2 separate regions of the Mus musculus genome follow, and region 1 is linked to region 2. Evidence: chromatin loops called from intact Hi-C (ENCODE). Cell type or tissue: left cerebral cortex. All regions are shown on one strand. Each heading gives the region's core, and the rest is flanking DNA. Links, peaks and the distances in the headings are about the cores only.

Region 1 (6,401 bases), core at 743-5,742, 63 kb after region 2:
TTCTGACAGACGGAGAAGAAAAGAAAAATCAATGAATCCCAATAGCCTCATAACTATATTACAACCAGTACTCACGCCATCAGTTGGCATCAGTGCTCAGTGGAAAACCCTGGGTGAGTTCCTTCATCTTACTCAGTATAGGGCAGTTGGATGTTATCAATGATGATAACAGGAAGTCCTCTTTGAAAGTGTAGTTTCTATGAGAGAGAGAGAGAAAGAGAGGGGGGGGAGGACAGGGAGAGAGGGGGAGGAAGAGAGAGAGGGAGGAGGAGAGGGAGAGGCAGGGAGGAGGAAAGGGAGAGGGAGGGAAAGAAATTGGGGAAGTCTGGATCCATCCAAAAGCAAACCTGGGACTGCGTTGGCACAACTCTAATCCTAACACTTGGGAGGCTGGTCCTGGAGGATCATGACTTCAAGACTTGTGGGGAGGGAACAGACAGTTCAAAGCCAACCTGGGTTATATATGGTCCTGTCCCAAAAAAAGCTAAAAAGGAAAAAGAAACTCAAAAAAGTCTTGATACACATTGCTTCCCAGGCAGTTGTAGTTGGTGGTCATCAAGACCTCCCAACCTCCTCCTCACTGCTCTGGAGTTATCTAAGGAGGTGGAAGCCAGGATCTAGGGGAACAGAAGCCTACAAAGGTGACTCTGCCAAAGAGTCTGGGAGGCCAGCCCAGCTAGGCCTGAGTCTAGGCAAGGTCTCTTGCCCACCCCCCTAAAACTTAAAGAAGTCACTGTGGGGGCCAAACTGCAAACTTACTAGAGCTAGTTCCCTCCCACTTTTCATCCTCCAACTGCCATGAGGGGCGTGTAGAGCCCCAGAGGGTTCTCTTCAGCTCTCAGCTGCAAGCAGAATGCTGACCTTACTTTTCTACCTACTCTCTTGACACACCTGCTTAGGCTCATCTTCTAGACCAAGTCCTGACCACCTACCTCCTCTCTGGCATCTTCAGTTTACCTCCATCTTGAGACAGCTGTTGTACTAAAGTTAGTGTGGGATTGTTAGTTCAGTGGGATTATCTCTAATTAATTCTTTCTAACTAACATCACCAATTTTCAGCTCAGTGCGTTAGTTCGCCTCTTCAACAGTATCACTCATGTCTCTAGCACCTGACATGGGCAAGACCTTTAACAAATGAGAGCTGGGGGCATAGCTCAGTTAGAAGCACTTGCATGGAGCCCTGGGTTTGATCCCTAGTACTGAATTAATTAGGTATAGTGACACATGCCAATCATCTAAGTATTGGTAAAAGAAATTCAAAGTCATTCCTAGCTACATAACAAGTTTCAGGACAGCCTGAGCTACATGAGTCTCTGTCTCAGTTTTTAATGAAATAACAATGAAATTCAGGTTGTCAAGCATAAGAAATGTTCTCCCAAAGAAAAATTGAAATGCTCATGGGCTCCCGAGAGCATATGTGGTTATCACAATAGGAGACATCATTACCCACAATGCTAAGTGCATGTGAAGCATAAAGCAGGGCCACATTACCTCCCCAAACCCAACAGCAGTTCACATTCTCCAAAGAATCACCAGTGTCCAAAGTGTAGCACCAAGGAGATCCATTCAAAGGTGGCAAACTCAAAGTGCTGAGATGTAAATGGCCTGAAGAGTCCCCAGGCAGTTGGAATTTCCTTTTTTTTTTTTTTTTTTTTGCTAAATCCCTTACCATTCATTGTTCTGCAACTGCTTGCCTGAAGCTCTGAAGGCACAAACTCCAGACCCCAGGACTGAATTGGGTCTAGCACCTTCTCCTCCCATATTTGCTCTTGTGAGTTGACAAACACACAGAAAGAGTAGGTAGACACTATACTTTGAGCTGAGAACTCACTGTGGTTTTCCTCCCCAGAAACTCTGGAGTTCTTGGGGAAGCAATGAGTCACTGTGGTGGCAGCACCAAATGGTAGAAATATCTCAGAAGAAGAAATGGGATCTGGACCTAAGGGCAAGATGGTTGGGGGACTAACCTACAGAGGCAGATGCCTGTGGTTAAAACAATGCTGTGAGATTGGACGGCACTCTGTGGATAGTATTAAACTTTGTTACAATACTATTCATAAATGAACTGGACTGAAGTTGCTAAAAATAGATTATTTGCCATGACCTTATTTGGTATATTTCTTATTGTTGGGTTGTTTGTTATTGTTTTCTGCATTTGAGATTGTCTCAGGTAGCACAGGCTGATCCTGAACTTCCTATGTGGTCAAGACTGGCTTTGAATTTCTGATCCTCCTATCTCCACCACTTGGGCAAGGTTTGGTTATAATACTGTGCCACCATATGAAGGTTTATGTAGTGTTAGGGTCTCAAACACAGAACCCCTGAATTTCAAGGAAGCACTCGTTCAAGGAAACTAACCCCAGACTATGATATTCATTCCTGCTTCATTGTGGGTCCCAAAGCCTTGCGTTTTGTAGCATCCAATGAAAAGCTGTGGGGTGACTGTTAAACACGCCCAAAGGCATAAGAATACATTTTCAGGAACAGAGATCTACTTCTTCACCCATACATGCAGACATCTCGCTTCTTAACCCTGCATGGCAACTGAGCACTCTTCACACTCTCAGAGAACTGGCACACCCAGAGCACTCCCCAACAGCATACTTCTCCTACCTCAGCTCCTGCAACCATCAGAGGTAGATAGCCACACAAGGAAATCTCCTTCAGTCTCAAGAGTGCACAGACTGAATGGCTAAAGCAGGTTTGCCTTGCAGAGGGCGCCAAGACATAGGCTAGAAATAGGAAAGACAATCATCCTGAGCAAAAGCAAATGTCTGGTCCTTCCATGAACCCTCCAGGAAGGATGCTCTCATTCCCCCCCCCCCGCCATCTCCCCCTCCCCCCACACACAGACAGTTCTTCTCAACTCTAGCAGATGAGTGCTCTATACTCCCATCTCCACAGCTAAGACATGAAGTTTTGGATTTCATTAATGATGGACTTGGCTCTCATTGGTTATGGGATCTCAGGGAACACCCTTGCATTTTGGTGCCTCTGTTTCTTCACTGGCAGACACAGAGTAAATCACATCTCATACTAATGTGGTAGTTACGGTGTGAGGATAAAGGAGACAACAAATGAGATAACATCTATGATGCACTGAAAATGGTCAGAAGAAAGAGCTAGGTAAATACAAGGTGTGGGCCATTGCCTGATTAGGGTGCATTCTCTGCCCACAGACTCCTGCCCACATTCTGCTCTGTGCCAACCTTGAAGACTCTTACCCCTGTAAACTCTAACTTGGATATTCATGTGCATACACCTTTCAAACACCTCCATTTTCCTTCTGTCTGCCTGCAGAAAATTGTTTCTGAACTTGAAGGAAGCTCAGGTTACAAATCCTCAAAATCCCTTACCAGCAGCCCCCCCCCCCCCCCCGTCAGGATCTGGGTTCTGGGAGAAGTGCATGCGGGCAGCTCATCTCTCTGTGATGGGCTGAGACTAGATTGTGTTTCCAGGGAGGAGAGACCCTCTGGTGGAGAAGTCTCGATGACAGCTACCCAGAACCCAGAGCCTGCTCCTCAGCAATCCAAGGAGCATGCAGAAAACCTGAGGGCAGAAGGCATGGTTCTTGGATCCCTAAACATCTCTAGTGCTTGGGAAATTGAGGACTGACAACCCGTGGGTGAGCAGAATGCTCACATGTGCCACAGTTTAATCCCTTCCACTTGGAGCAGGGAAGGGAAACATCACCTGGTCCGTGGTGTTTGGGTTTCTATTGCTGAGTGAAGCCAGGGCAGATGAGAAGCAAAAACAGAGGGGATCTGATTCCCTGTGGTGAATGAGAAAAAGGAGTGAACTGAGGTGTGTCAGTGTGTGTCTATGTGTCTGTCTACCTGTGTATTCGTCCAAGCTCATTCCTATTCCTTCCAGACACATGTACCTCCAAAGTTCCAGCCAGCAAGGTAAAGTTCACTAGCCAGTCGCCAGCAGCTGGATCCTCTGTCTGGGGCCCCAGTCTCTGTGGCCTCACTTCCTCACCTCTCATTTCTTCATCTCTACATTCATGTCACCTAATGCACGTCTCCAAGATGAAATTCAGGTTTACGAGAATCCCCGGTCTGACAGACAAAGACATAAGGATTGACTGATGCACACCATTTCCTTCCGGCTGGGGTCAGATTAGAAATACAATCAGTGACAGGGAAGAAGACTCCCCCACACCTACCACTGCCCTTCACCCCGATAGTTACATGTAGAAACAAAGACACCTAGACAGACGCGGACACAGACAGACAAAGACCGACAGACGAGCGGACTCACTCCCGGGAGTGGTATGCTGTAGAAAGCGAAGTCTTCCCTGTGTCTGGGCCGTCCGCAGAGCTGTAGACCCTGCACGAAGGAGGAACAGGACCCTGGGTACCCGTACCTTACCTGTCTGTCCTCCTCCGCCTTGGGGATAGCTGCAAATGGCTGCAGATTTTGATTTTTCGGTGTATTTTGTGCAGTGCCCCTTTCTCTTTTTCTGGAGGGCTCCTAGAGCCGGCGGATCCCGCGTCGCTCAAGTCACACTCCCAGGAGCAGCAGAAAGACAGAGAAACTTTCGGACTGTGAGCTTGTCGGAGCCTCCCAGAGCCCGCCAGCTCGTCCGGGCGCTCTGGCCCTTGCGCTGGGTCCCTGGCCGCCGGCGGGGCGGGGTGGGGCGGGGCACGAGTGGGGCGGGGCCAGAGTCAACGACATTCATTGGCCCGCACTGCCTGCACCCTGTCCTGCTCTCTCCCCGGCCTTTGTTCCAGACTGACAGCTGGGGTTGCTCCGACCTCCTGGCTCCTCTGTGCCCAAAGCCCGCGCCGGTCAGGCTCGCAGTTTCTTAGCTCTCGTTTCATCACACTCGGGGGTTCCTGTCTGTTCAGCCTTTCTCTATCTTTCCTCATCTTCCACTGTCTCCTCGTTCTTGCTTTCTCTGTCTGCATTCTATTCGCCTTTGCATTTTCTTTACCCATTTTCTGCATTCCCTTCTTCTTTGCTACCTCTGCCTCTTACCGGTGATTTCTCCAGCCCAACTCCCAGCCACAACCCCAGCAAAAGGTTGAGTTTCTTGGTTTAAGGACCAAACTAACGGTCTAGAGGGGTTATGAGGGTATTGCTTCACCTTGCTGCGATTATAGACCAGAGAGCCCAGAGCCTCCTGACTTCAGTCCTCAAAAAGATCCAATTAAATTTTGACACTTCAGAAGCCTGAGTGATGCTAGCCAGTAATCCCAGGGACTTGAGAGAGGCTGAAACAGGAGAATTAAAAATTCAAGTCCTGCCTGGAGCACCGAAGTGTAACCTTGTTTCAAAATATAAAGTAGAAATATATAGGCAGGGCGGGCTGGATAATTAGCTCAGAGATAAAGGTTGTGGCCTTAATTTCGATCCCCAGCAGTAAAAGCATCAGCCATCCACCCACTTTTCACCACCTATCTGAGGGTACACTGAGGGTAAGATAGTGAAAAGCAGGCCAGTCTGAAGGCAGAGGCGCTGTCCAGAAATTGCCAGCTTTGCCCTGAAAGGGGCAGGTTAAGGGAAGGAGAGTAGGGATCACTAATAGCATGACTGAATCAGAGTCTTTCTGACACTCTCCTGCCCCAAACCTCTGCTGCTCCCTCCTGCTTTTGACCCTAGATTAATTTAAAGCTTTATTTAATTATGTAATTCTAGCTTCCTGAACACTAAAGAGGGAAAATAAATAGCCAGCCAGCCTGTAATCCCAGCACCTGGGAGACCTGGGAGACTGAGACAGGAGAGTTTATGCCAGACGTCTCTCTATCTATACGTTCCCCAGTTCCAGTTCCGAGTTCCATCCTTACTCCCACCTCTAACCACCACAGGCAGAATGATGCCTCTTTTGATGGAAGCCTTTTCTTCTTTCTGTGCCCCACTCATTGACTTGGTATAAGCATGTCTTCTCAGAGGTGTCTCAGGAATTTTGGTGAATAGGGAGGATACAGAACAATTGTTCTGGCTCTTGAAGGTAACAGTGGACTCCAAAGAGAGACTAAGGACGGTGGATTACAGATCTTTGTCAACTCAACTTTGTCCTTGGTCAAACTCAATTTTGTCACGATTGTGATATTCCAGAGAACTGGACAAAGGAGCCTATAGCTTTCTGGTTCTGGCCCTACCTTTGCTATTACAAAGTCATATCCTAGGCTAGACCTCAGTTTCCTGTTCTGCAAAGTGGGTATTACATATGGCACTTTTTTCCTTTTTTGAGACATATTCTCAGTAAGTAGTCAAGGCTGGCCTTGAGCTCACGACTTTTCTTTGGAGAGCTAGGATTACAATTGTGACTCATCATGACTAAGACACTTTTACTGTAGCACTGACATCTCTTTCAAATACACCGTGGGTAGAGAGCTGGGCATGCATACTAACCTATTGTGGCCCAGTTAGGTAGAAAGTGGGCAGTATTTGGG
Region 2 (6,401 bases), core at 547-5,546:
TCTGTTCTTTTTGTATATTTTCTAGAAGGTAGGTAGGATTCTTAGCCTCTGAGAATCCAAGCCTCTCCCATGTGGGTGACCAGAAGTCCTGCAAATACAGAACTTGGGACCAAGCCAGTGATGCCAGACTGATCCAAGTTGAAATGACTTTAAACCTCATCGTGCTTTGAACTGAGACATTCTGTTCCCTGATTCTGTTGTGCTTTTCCCAGCACTTAGTCTTTAGCAGCACTCAGGCATAGCCCTAGCAGTAGACCAATTTCAGCAATGGTTTACTCATCACACACGCATTGTGCAGACAGACCTTGGAAAGTACAGGTAAGCACAAAGAATTCTGTCAGAAACTCTAAAGATAAAGTTGCACTGAGTCATATTTGACAGATGTGAGGAGTCATATCTAAGAAGAGATTTCCCAGGGTGGTGGCACATAATCTTAGGACCTGAGAGGCAGGTACAGGCAGACCTGTGAGTTCTAGACAAGCTCCATCTACAAAGCTAGTTCTAGGAGAGCCGCGGCTGCTGGTAAATGCATATACTTAGAGATCAGTGTCCTGTGTGGGTCAGTCAGTGGCGTAATTAGGCAACAGCTCATCTAACCAAAATGAACATGTGTCTGACAGTTCTTGTGGCTAAGGATACATGTCAATGCTAGAAACTTGCCTCGTTAGTGTATGTGAGACTCTGGTTCTCAACCTCAAAGCAGCAGCAATAGAACGGTTCTTTTGTTTTTCATTTCATAAACAATTGCAAGCATAGTTCTGAACACCCATTTTCTTAGCACTCAGGAGGCTTAAAGTCCCACGGAAGAGAAGAAAGGTAACTAGGAGAAAACATTTCTTTAGCAATACTACAGAGGTGCTGGCCATTAAATCCAGGGTATTAACTAGCACTGAGCCTCAACCCCAGGACCGTAGAACAGCTTTAAAAGCCAACACTAATGAGTCTACTCCTCTGCCTCCCATTTGGTCAGGAGGATCAGCAAACACTGTTCTTCAATGTGCTCTGTGTGCTTCCCCGTCCCTGTCCCATGAGAGACACTTGTCTAAAGTGACAGAAGCTGACAGGAGGATGGCAATACCAGGAGACAAGTCTGGTTCCAAAGGGACTGGGTACGAGGTGCAGTTACAGCAGTGAAGAGGTAGCTGACATGGGAAGACTTTGGCCAGCAATTTCCTTTCAGGTCCATTCATAAAAGTAACAGGTTCCAGCTAGCAGTGGCCTGTCTTGTGTGGCCAGCGTGTGAGTTCACTTAGGAGCAGCTCATTCTTCTGCAGTAAGTAGTTTGGACCTAGGCTAGGCCAGCATTTGGGAGCACAGGACATGATTGCAGATTTACTGCCTCGTTTGACTTCACTACAAACATTCAAAACGGGTTATGACCCTCTGAAGAGCCCTTTCCAGCATTCTCTTTGAGGAAAATATACCAGTTACCCATGCATTTTGCTAGGTACTCTGAACTGTGAAATGCACGTATTAAGCCACGAAGGCATTTAATAAAGGTACAGGGTTGTGTACTTACAGGAGGACATGGAGTACAGAGAATGTTCTGAGCCACTGAAGGGGATGTGGACCATGAACACCACATACTGAACAGTCTGCCTATTTACCCGCCATGCAGCGGTCTTCAGCATAGTCTTAGAATCTCATGTCCACCGTCCTCGTACGGTGCTGTACCAACTAGAAGTCATTCCCTATTTCCTGGGACATAGCCTGTCCCAGGTAACTGCCACTCTTCTTCCTGTGTGGATTTACCCGTTCGATTTTAGAACCATAGTATGTTGCTTTTTGTGTCTGTCTTATTTCACTGATTATTAATGTTAAAACATGTCTCCATTTCTTTTTATTTCTGAGTAATGTCTAGATAAATTATGTTGCATACATCCATTCCCTGATTGGTGGGCATTTGAGTCATTTACATTTTCGGATCATCATGAATGAGTTTTACAAAGGTGTGCTTTTGTGTAGATGTGTTTCATTTGCTTTGTGCAGATGTTATATCTAATGTAAAGAACAGGGTCCACCTCCTCCCTTAAGGGTTAATCCAGTGTGGCAGGCCAGGGACCTGACTAGGAGCTACCCATATTTAAAATGAGTCCACTTAGTGCTGCTTGTGTGTGTATGGATGTGGGACCATGGCTAGCCTCCCAAGTTGGCCATCTCTGAAGGAAACTAATTCTCCCTTCCCAAAAGCCATTAACTGCCAATAGTTTCTCAGGGTGTCAGGGTTTGGTTTTGTTGTTGTTGTTGTTGTTTTGTTTGGTTTGGTTTGGTTTGGTTTGGTTTGGTTTTTCAAGACAGGGTTTCTCTGTATAGCCCTGGCTGTTGGGAACTCACTCTGTAGACCAGGCTGACCTCGAACTCAGAAATCCACCTGCCTCTGCCTCCCAAGTGCTGGGATTAAAGGTGTGTGTCACCACCGCCCAGCAGGGCGTCAGTATTTTTAATCCCAGTGTAAGAATACATACAATTAAAAAAAAAATACATACAATTAATTTTCAAACTTGTAGCACTTTCTGCATTTCTAGTTTTCACCACAAGGTGTCAATAAACCTGGCAGGAAAGCAGTTGAATGCTTTGGCCAGTAGAGGGCCCCTGGTGTTCCTCGGAGATTTCCTTTCTTTTCCTTCCCTTGCTCTCATTCCACCCGGGTCTGTCTTTGTAGCCTCCACTGTTGCACACCAAAAACCTCACCAAAGTTTTTTCACCTAAGGTTGGAGAGCAGTGGCTGGCGTCGGTACTTACTGTGAGCCTGGCAGCGATCTCAAGGCTTACTGAGTCCACTGGGTTTCATTAACCAAAGGAATTCTGGGAACAACCATGAGTTAGCCTGATGAGGAAGCCGCACATGGTTTTCCCCTCCGTGTCCTGGGAAGTCACTGGGCTTTAAAGATTCCCATAAGAATGCCTTTTATCCTTTGCACCACATCACAAAACCCAATGGCTGCCCTTGCATCTTTTCTCAAATGGAAGACAAAACAGGTGGGAAACGTGACCATTCCTAGAAGAATGTATTCCAAGCCTGAAACTAGTATGGCACCTTGTGTTTCCTCAAGGATCTTCACTTTATGTGCACTTTCTGGCTCTCAGTGGTGCCAGGAGCTTAGCCCAGGCAGGGGTCCTCTATGAAGAGGCAAAACTGAAGAGGGGGAGGAGCATCAGGGGCAAGATGGGGTCTTGGGAAAGAGTGGGGTTCCTTTCTATAATAACACATACCTATCTTGACTTTAGTTACTCTGAGGCCAGAAGCTACCTGCCTCGGGAGCTACCGACACTTGTTGCTAACAGCAGAGTGATTAGGTAAAGAATTTATTGCTATTGTTTGTTTCCTTCTCTGTTCAGGCAGCCAGAGCCTCTGTGACTCGGCTGGTTAACTCTGTGAACCAGAGAGGAAGGAAAGGAAAGGAAAAGTCTTTATACAGGCAGATATGCACAGACACACTCATACACCCACACGCTGGCTGGGCTGGACAGTCTGTCTGCCAGCTCCACAAAGTATTAATGCATGCTTACATAATACACATATACCTACTCGTATATATACAGACATGTACATATGGATGGATGGAGGACAGACGGACGCGGCAAAGCCCCCCAAGCCAAACCATCCCACCAACAACTATTTCTTTTCTCTGGCCTTTTTATATCTTCTTAGACAAAAAGTTCTTTAGAAAATTACCTCAGAGATAAAATGTTACATAAAATGGGAGTTACAGAAGGATGTTGCTATTAAGTTCAAGGCAGTGTTTCCATTTGCAAGCTTGTTATAAGTTCAAAGCAACAGTTTTTACATGGCCTTGCCTTATCATAGTGCACACCTGTGACTTTGTCTTTGAACCTAAATGTTTTTCCTTGAACACAAATTTGTCCCAAGCCTATTTCTCTTTTTAGTGTAATTATGAAAGCTCATTATATTTATGCAGCCTTTACTTACTATTATGAGGAGTGGGAACATTCTAATCTTGATTCTAACAGTATTACATCTTTCTAGCAAAGCAACTAAAACCAGCTCTTAAAACTTTCTTCTTAGCTAGGCAGTAGTTGTGCAAGCCTTTAATCCCAGCACTTGGGAGGCAGAGGCAGGCAGATTTCTGAGTTCGAGGCCAACCTGGTCTACAGAGTGAGTTCCAAAATAGCCAGGGCTACACAGAGAAACCCTGTCTCGAAAAACCCAAAAAACCAAAACAAAACCAAAAAAAAAAAAAAAAAAACTTTTTTCTTAAAATTATTGGAATCAAATCTGAAATTCTATAGAATCAATAATTCATCAAAATAGCATTAATTCATGAAAGTTTATCTTTATGTTAATCTGTAGGAAATCTGACCAATAGGGTGGGCTAATGCCCAGGGGTTATTATATTAATTTAATAACGACAAGAAAGGCATATCAACTACAAGAAGCAATCCTGAGATGAAGTCTCTTTGGGACCTTGCCATCAAGCTCACCCATCGAAGATCATGCCAACAACAATAACAACAAAAAGAAACAAAAAACGGTGAGCCACCTCCAGGAAGGCCACCTGCTAGCCTTAGCCTGTACTAGATGGCTCCTGACAAAGTAACTTACCCCAGTTACTGGCATTATACTCTTGTGCTTGTGTGTGTGTGTGTGTGTGTGCGTGCGTGTGCTCTATACTAAGTGTTTTCTGAAAGGGCAAACCTTTCAGAGGATAGCAGACAACTAATATTTTATAGAAGGAAAAATGGATAACTGGACTCAAGCCCCAGAATCAGAGATATACACTGCAGTCATCTCTGCTCAATCGACTTCGCAAGCTCTGGCTTTTGGAGCAGACCCCTTCAGTCTGGGGTGCTGGTTTGGGCGTCTCGTTTAAAAAGAAACAAATAAAAAATATGATGATGACGATAATAATACCTCTGGGGTTTGAGGTTGGACTGAAGATGAGCTAGAGCAGCCAGCTTGGACCGCGAAGACGCAGTGAGCTAAGCCTGCACTTCCTCATCACCAAGTTACTCTCGGATCTAAACTCATCTGCTCCCCCACCCCCATCCCGCACCCCTTTCTGAGACCTGCCCAGATGCCCCAGGGCTCTAGTCAGAAGGCTACGATTAAACAAAGGGCCATGCTCCCTCCCAAAGCCCAAGCAAAGCAGCAGGGGTCGCCGCCCGGACAGCAGGTTTGTAAGCAGATGCAAAAATGGGCCCGCAGCTGCCGCAGAGCACACCAACACACTGTTTTCTAATTCCCTCTCCCTGCTAAGTGCTGATTACCCGGCTCTGCGATCCTTACAAACACCTGACTTTAGCCAGTGGGGCTCTCGGAGAACAGAGCAGCTGGCAGGGCGCACTTCCGGCAAAGACCTAGCGGGGCAGCAGATGCGAGGCACTGATTATTCCGGGGTCGGGCTGCGCTAGGGACCTGCATTTGCACTTCAAAGGGGTCTGGCCCCAGTGCCTCACTCTGGGGACCCAGTCTTGTGCTGGGGGAAATCAAGTTGCTTTGAGTGAGTTACCCACCCCCTTCCTAACAGAGGGAGGGTTTAAACAACCCCTAGAAGTTAATGCCCACTGGCTAGACATCCTCAGGGACCCTCCCCTGTCTAGCAGCTCTTCTCTTTACAGTCTGTTTCCATCTGGACATTTACAGAGTCACAGCGAACCTATCTATCTCACACTTTTTTCTTTTAAAAAAGTCTTACTACATTGCCAAGGCTTTCCTGGCAACCATGGAGATCCTTCTGCGTCTACCCCTCAGGTGCTATGAATAAAAGTGGCTACCACAAACCTGCCTCTGTCTGGATCCTTTCAACATCCCTTGTTAGGGTTTCGTCTCCGTGAGCCCCTCCCCCGAGATATGCTAATATCCTAATCCCTAAGCATGTTCGAAATGTGGCCTTGTTAGACAATAAGGTCATTTTGGATGTGATTGATTAAGATGAAGGGGCCACGGCCAAATGAATTGAAGCCAGGGCAGAGTTTGGAGCGTTGTAGCCCCAAGGCAAGAGACAGCCTGTGATCTGAAGGAGGAAAGATCCTCTCAGCCCCGTGCCCCAGCAACTTTAGGAGGGAGTATGGCCCTACCAAGGCCTTAATCTTGGATTCCTGGCAACTACAATCTTGAGAGAACAAGCTATTGACAGGGCAGCCTAGTTTGTGTTACATACAGTGGCCCGGGGAGAAATGGGTCCCTGAAAAGTAATTAAGTAGCCTGTTTATTTCGCTAAAGGGGAAACAAGGGTGAGACTGCCTGGTCTTCCTGCCCCCAGAGAGCTGAGGGCTGTGTCCACAGACCCATTTCTTGGCAGTTTCTAGTATCTCACTGTCAAATGACTCAACCAGGGTGCTAGCTGGAGTAACAAAACTCCTTTACCCATTCCCCATTCCCCTTCCCCACTCCCAACCCGGTCCACACACACAATGAAGCTTCCAGTAATTAAGGTTGA

Evidence for each region. Peaks named below come from ENCODE experiments on the same cell type or tissue, not always from the same donor. Only the 100,000 strongest peaks of a DNase experiment are listed, where the experiment ranks them.
Region 1: it touches region 2 in a loop (2.7-fold over the local background); 1 of 42 quality-filtered maps calls a loop at or near these places.

The regions. Positions count from the first base shown.
Region 1 is chr8:69,179,600-69,186,000 of GRCm38, forward strand. Lzts1 (leucine zipper, putative tumor suppressor 1) reads right to left here and starts at 4,599. Exons shown (of 4, transcript NM_001370971.1): 1 at 4,375-4,599. In left cerebral cortex, for the core only: a CTCF peak has its summit at 3,492; DNase peaks (open chromatin) are centred at 1,888, 2,486, 3,205, 3,758 and 1 more place; H3K4me3 peaks cover 4,686 bases; H3K27ac peaks cover 3,631 bases.
Region 2 is chr8:69,116,478-69,122,878 of GRCm38, forward strand. No RefSeq gene overlaps it. Among named protein-coding and RNA genes, the nearest start is that of Slc18a1, 30 kb to the left of the region's middle. In left cerebral cortex, for the core only: CTCF peaks have their summits at 2,564 (motif pointing right) and 5,317; DNase peaks (open chromatin) are centred at 2,594, 3,476, 5,019 and 5,249; H3K4me3 peaks cover 408 bases.